Regions from separate parts of the Homo sapiens genome. Here region 2 is linked to region 1. Evidence: chromatin loops called from intact Hi-C (ENCODE). Cell type or tissue: MCF 10A. All regions are shown on one strand. Links, peaks and the distances in the headings refer to the core of each region. The heading gives the core; the rest is flanking DNA.

The links. Hi-C counts contacts between places; a loop is a spot of excess contacts. Peaks named below come from ENCODE experiments on the same cell type or tissue, not always from the same donor. Only the 100,000 strongest peaks of a DNase experiment are listed, where the experiment ranks them.
Region 2: it touches region 1 in a loop (18-fold over the local background); 8 of 110 quality-filtered maps call a loop at or near these places.

Annotation. Positions count from the first base shown.
Region 1 is chr11:57,750,394-57,753,303 of GRCh38, forward strand. BTBD18 (BTB domain containing 18) reads right to left here and starts at 1,426. Exons shown (of 3, transcript NM_001145101.3): 1 at 1,148-1,426; 2 at 672-843. The coding sequence starts at 795. The region is part of intron 2 of TMX2-CTNND1 (TMX2-CTNND1 readthrough (NMD candidate)); the gene reads left to right. In MCF 10A, for the core only: a CTCF peak has its summit at 1,432 (motif pointing right); no DNase peak of the experiment used is centred there.
Region 2 is chr11:58,284,642-58,287,551 of GRCh38, forward strand. No RefSeq gene overlaps it. Among named protein-coding and RNA genes, the nearest start is that of OR10W1, 18 kb to the left of the region's middle. In MCF 10A, for the core only: a CTCF peak has its summit at 1,820 (motif pointing left); a DNase peak (open chromatin) is centred at 1,820.

The DNA.
Region 1 (2,910 bases), core at 305-2,804:
AAAAAAGAAAATGGGAAAAGGGTCGGACGTGGTGGCTCACGCCTATAATCCCAGCACTTTGGCAAGCCCAGGCGGGTGGATCACTTGAGGCCAGGAGTTTGAGACCAGCCTGGCCATCATGGCAAAACCTCATCTCTACTAAAAATACAAAAGTTAGCTGGGCGTAGTGGCGCATGCCTGTAATCTCAGCTACTTGAGAAAGCTAAGGCATGAGAATCACTTGAACCCAGGAGGTGGAGGTTGCAGGTAGCTGTGATTGTGCCACCACACTCCTGCCTGGGCAAGAGAGTGAGACTCTCAAAAAGAAAACATAATAGTATCATCTAACACATATTGTGGTTAGTATATTAAAAGCACTATTCTAAGTGCTTACCCACATTAACTCTTAATCTTCACAACCATCCCATTGGAATATTATCCATGTTATATAGAATGTATCTGCTTATAAAACTTTACAATTAGATTCATTATTTAAGAGAAAGAAGCAAAGTCACAATTTCACTCTTGAAAACAGTAGTAATTGTCCTAGAAACAAACAGCCCTTTACCAAATAGTTTACAGTGGTCATAGGCAGTAATATTTTGCTGATTTTGTCCTTTACCCTCTGGCTCTGAACTCATTTTATCTTATTCTATGGTGAGTTTTCAGTTGAATTCCGACCACTCTCTTACCTTCTGCCTGCAGAAGGACATCACAGAACACATCACTCTGCTGCTGGTGATGAAGCTGCAGAAAAGCTAACCTGAGGAACCGGGGGTTCCTGTATAGGATTTTGGGACTGGCAGGAGAGCACATGTTGGCAAGAGTCTTAACAAACCTTCTAGGTTTTCACAGATCAGACTCCTGTAGGTGAGATAATACATTTCAGAGGCATGGTTACATCTAATTTGTTTTTTGTCTTTGAAATGGCAGGGGAATTTTGAAAGTGAGAGATAATAGTATGAGTTGAGGAAACATCAGCCCAGAAATTGTGCCAAGGATATCTCAAGAAAGAAAATTATCATAGTGGTTACATGTGGGAGCTCAGAGATAAGCCTAGGTTTGGGTCTTGGCTCTATTTATTAGCCTGGCTGTATAATCTCACACAGGTGACCTAACTTCTCTGAGTCTCACTTTCCTATCCATGAAATAGAATAATAGTACTTACCTTGTAGGGTTGTTTTAAAGATTAAATGAGTCAGTGAAGGTAAAGTTGCTTAGCACAGTGAGTGCCTGGCACAAAATAACTACCAAGCCCCAAATGGTAACTATTATTATCCTTCAACCTTCCTCATTTCCATTACCACTGAGACTCAACTGCTACAATGCTGACTACTTATATTCTTCCTGAGCACCACATCCCAGCTCCACAGGTATAATCTTCAAGTTAACACTTTTAAGGAAACATTACTGGGTATAAAATTATCTCTAGTAAGTCGTATGCGCCTTTTCTCTGAGCTCACTGTATCACACTAACCAGCAGAGGGTGCACAATAAAGAAGAGAAGCCTCTGACTCTGCGGGAAGGTCTCTCACAGAACCAAGGACGTTGCCACCCTTGGCTGGGTGTACTTGACCAAAGCGAGCCTGACTGACCCTGGTAGTAGGCAAAGAATTTGGCCTTTACGTTTGTATAGTTAATTACCAGGCTAACAATGCAGCAAGGATAGTAAAGCATTTTACCCCTCCCAAAACAAACTGAGTATTCTGACTTCAGGCTTATGTCCAGCTTTTTAGCTCCGAAACCCCCCCACTCACTGCACAGCTGTGTTCCTTTCCTGGAATGCAGTTTTCTATCAGGTAGCACTGAGGGTCCGAACAGTTCACGTCAAAACTATCAGGAAAGAAGAATGAAAAGGTAAATTAAGAGAAGGCGGGCTTGGCTGGGCGGGGTGGCTCACGCCTGTAATCCCAGCACTTTGGGAGGCCGAGGCGGGTGGATCACCTGAGGTTAGGAGTTTGAGACCAGCCTGGCCAACATGGTGACTCCCCGTCTCTACAAAAATACGAAAATTAGCCGGGCATGGTGGCAGGCGCCTGTAATCTCAGCTACTCAGGAGGCTGAGGTGGGAGAATCGCTTGAACCTGGGAGGCAGAGGTTGTAGATAGAGCCACTGCACTCCAGCCTGGGCGACAGAGCGAGACTCCGTCTCAAAAAAAAAAAAAAAATTCCCATCCCAGTGAGAGAGATGTGGATGGAGGATGGCAGCTGTTGCAAGGGCCCTGGGGAAGCTTCTCAATCCACGATCGCCTGGCCTTGCCTCCAGACCCAACTTGAAATAGCTTTTCGGTAGACTTTGCTCCTGTTGCCTTCTCTGTGCTTGTCCTCTGTCCAGCCTGCCTTGCTTCCTCTCAATGTTCAGCGTTGAGTCAGGAGGCTGAGCAAAGATGCGCAGGTGGGCCAACGGCTGAGTGCTTCACCTCCCCATCCAGAAGCAAGGGAATCGGTGTTGGCGGAGAAAGCAGGGCTTCAGGGAGAGCCCTGCAAAGCGGGGTGGCCCGCACGCTTGGGCGCCCTGGCCCAACTCCTTTGAAGAAAGACTCCTAGGCGCGAGGGTTTCTGGGAATGGACCGTGGGGATCCGGGAGGCCCAAAGTCAGGACTTCCCGTCACGGCCACCTCCGCCAGCATAGACTTTGCAGGCAGCCCCTGGCGCCCTTGTATCCCTGCGGGCTTCAGCACCCACATGCACTGGGTGGTAGTGATAGCGAGGGTTGTAAGGCCACGCGGCCAGCGCCACACACCTCGTGCCACCGTCCTAGCGCGCTGCGCGTCGCAGAGCCCTACGCCCCTCCTCCTCCCGAGTCCTCGGGCCTACGTCGTCCGGCATACGTCATCCCCATTGGCCGAAGGCTCCCGGGAGAACCAATCAGAACAGGAGGAGCGCTTTGGGCGGGAGGCTAAGTCTCGAGGGACTTGAGGGCTGAGGGAA
Region 2 (2,910 bases), core at 267-2,766, 530 kb after region 1:
GAGTCTCGCATTGTGAACTTTTTCTCCAGAACGTCTGCAGGAATACACTAGGAAAGCCAAGAGAACCCACAGATCCTCTGAAGGAAGTGGATTGCTCCTGCAGGACCTGGGAGACACCCCAAATACTGTGAGTGCCCAAACTGTGGAAGTGGGAAAGGGAGATCATCTGCCCCTGAACACACACACCCCACTGGGGAATCTGAGGTCTAGATTATGTGAGAAGATTCTGACCTTACTGGGAACGGAGTCAATTTAGAGAGCCAAGCAAAATACAGGGGTAGAGGAAGCAGCAGGAAAATCCCTGTGAGCTTGCTGGGTCCCCTAGCAAGCCATTTCTGCCTCACCTCTCAGGGGTCTTTGAGGAGGGCTGCCAGAGGCACTGGGAAGTGTCCTAGGGAGGAAGAAACCTCCAGCTGAACTTTGTAACAATTTGAACCCATAGAGAAGTCTCCTGGCCAGAACTTTGGGGAGGGCGTGAATCCAGCATGCAGACTCCATAGGCCAGAAAAGAAGGAAAGCCATATTTGCTTTCACAGCTGGGAGGTGGGTGGCCTGGGGCAAGTTATCAGCCCTGCTCACCCACTGCCTGGAAACAGACTCAGTGCTGTTGGCAGGGGCACAGTGGGAGTGACACAGGCCGTTTGGGGTGCATGGGAGCTGGGTGAAGCCTGTGACTGCTGGCTTTCCCCCACTTCCCTGACAACCTGCAGGACACAGTAGAGGCAGCCATAATCCTCCTAGGAACACAACTCCATTGACCTGGGAAGCTTTCCCCTATCTCCCACAGCAGCCACAGCAAGACCCATCCAACTAGAGTCTGAGCTCAGACATGACTAACCCTGCCCCCACCTAATGGTCCTTCTCTACCCACCCTGGTAACTGAAGAAAAAGGTTATATAATCTAGGGAGTTTTAGGGCCCTGTCCACCGCCTGTTCCTCCCCATACTACTACAGCTGATGCTCTCTTGAAAGTGCCACCTCCTGGCAGGAAGCCAACCAGCACAAAATGTGCACTCATCAACCAAAGCTTAGAACCCTCACAGAGTCCACTTCACACCCTTGCTACCTCCACTGAAGCAAGTGTTGAGAGACCCGCAGGTGGTTCACATCACAGGACTCTAAAGACAACCCACAGTACCAGCCCAGAGCCTGGTAGACTTGCTGGGTGGCTAGATCCACAAGAGAGATAACAATCACTACAGCTCAGCTCTCAGGAAGTCACATACCTAGGAAAAGGAGGAGAGTACTACATCAAGGAAACGCCCCGTGGGACAAAAGTATCTGAACAACAGCGTTGAGCACTAGACCTTCCCTCTGACAGAACCTACCCAAATGAGAAGGAACCAGAAAGCCAACTCTGGAAATATGACAAAACAAGGTTCTTTAACACCCTCAAAACACCACACTAGCTCACTAGCAATGGATCCGAACAAAGAAGAAATCCCTGATTTACCTGAAAAAGAATTCAGGTTAGTTATTAAGCTAATGAGGGAGGCAACAGAGAAAGGCAAAGCACAATGTAAGGGAATAAAAAAAAATGATATAAGAAGTGAAGGGAAAAACATTCAGCGAAATAGCATAAATAAAAAATCAAAACTTCAGAAAACAATGGGCACACTTACAGAAATGCAAAATGCTCTGGAAAATCTGAGCAAGATTTCAGGTCCAGGAAGACTGGTGAGCAGGTGTCAGAGAGACTTGGTGGGTTGTCATCAAGTAGGACTACCCTTGAACCTGTGCAAAAGAGACACTAACTTGGTGAGCTCCTTCTCAAAGGAACATATAGGGCCACAGCTGGCTCTTACTCATAAGCACCATCTACTGGTCTTTAGGCCAGACTGCACAGCCCAATATAAAACCTGCCTAGGAAAGTGCATAGCCTAAGACCCTATCCAGCATATTCTACAGTCACACACCCTAGGAAGGGGAGGAAATGTCAAGAAAAAAATATATAAAGAAACAAACAAAAAATCCTATCTGCATGAAAATAATTACGAATATTAGAAGTGTCAGTCTTTCCAGATGAGAGGGAAGAAGTGTAAGAATTCTGAGCTGTGAAAAATCCAAATGTGACGACACTATCAAAGGATCACACTAGCTCTCCAGCAATGGTCCCTACCCAAAATGGAAAGTCAGTAATGACAGATAAAGAATGCAAACAATGAGATATCATCTTACACCAGGCAGAATGGCTATTATTAAAAAGTCAATTTTGGTGAGGATGCAGAGAAAAAGAATGCTTATACACTGTTGGTGGGAATGTAAATTAGTACAACCTCTATGGAAAACAGTATGGAGATTTCTCAAAGAATTAAAAATAGAACTACTATTAGATCCAACAACCCCACTACTGGATATCTACCCAAAAGAAAAGAAATCATCATATGAAAAAGATACCTGCACTCATATATTTATCACAGCACTATTATCAATAGCAAAGATTTGGAATCAACCTAAGTGTCCATCCACAGGTCAATGGATAAAGAAAATGTGGTATATATACACAATGGAATAATATTCAGCCATAAGAAAGGATGAAGTCATGTCTTTTGCAGAACATAGATGGAACTGGAGGCTATTACCTTAAGTGAAACAAATTAGACCCAGAAAGACAAATACCACACGTTCTCACTTATAAGTGGGAGAGAAATAATGTGTACAGTGGGCATACAGTGTTCAATAGCAGACACTGGAGACTTGGAAGGATGGGAGGCTGGAAAGGGGGTGAGGGATAGGAAACTACGTAATGGATAAAATATTATTTGGATGATGGTTACACTGACTGCTCAGACTTTACCACTGCACAACCTACCCATGTAAGAAAACTGCACTTCTACCTGTTGTATTTATACAAATAAAAAAGGAGAAAAAGATTATTTCTTAGTCAAATTACTTGTTTAGGGGCCTTTA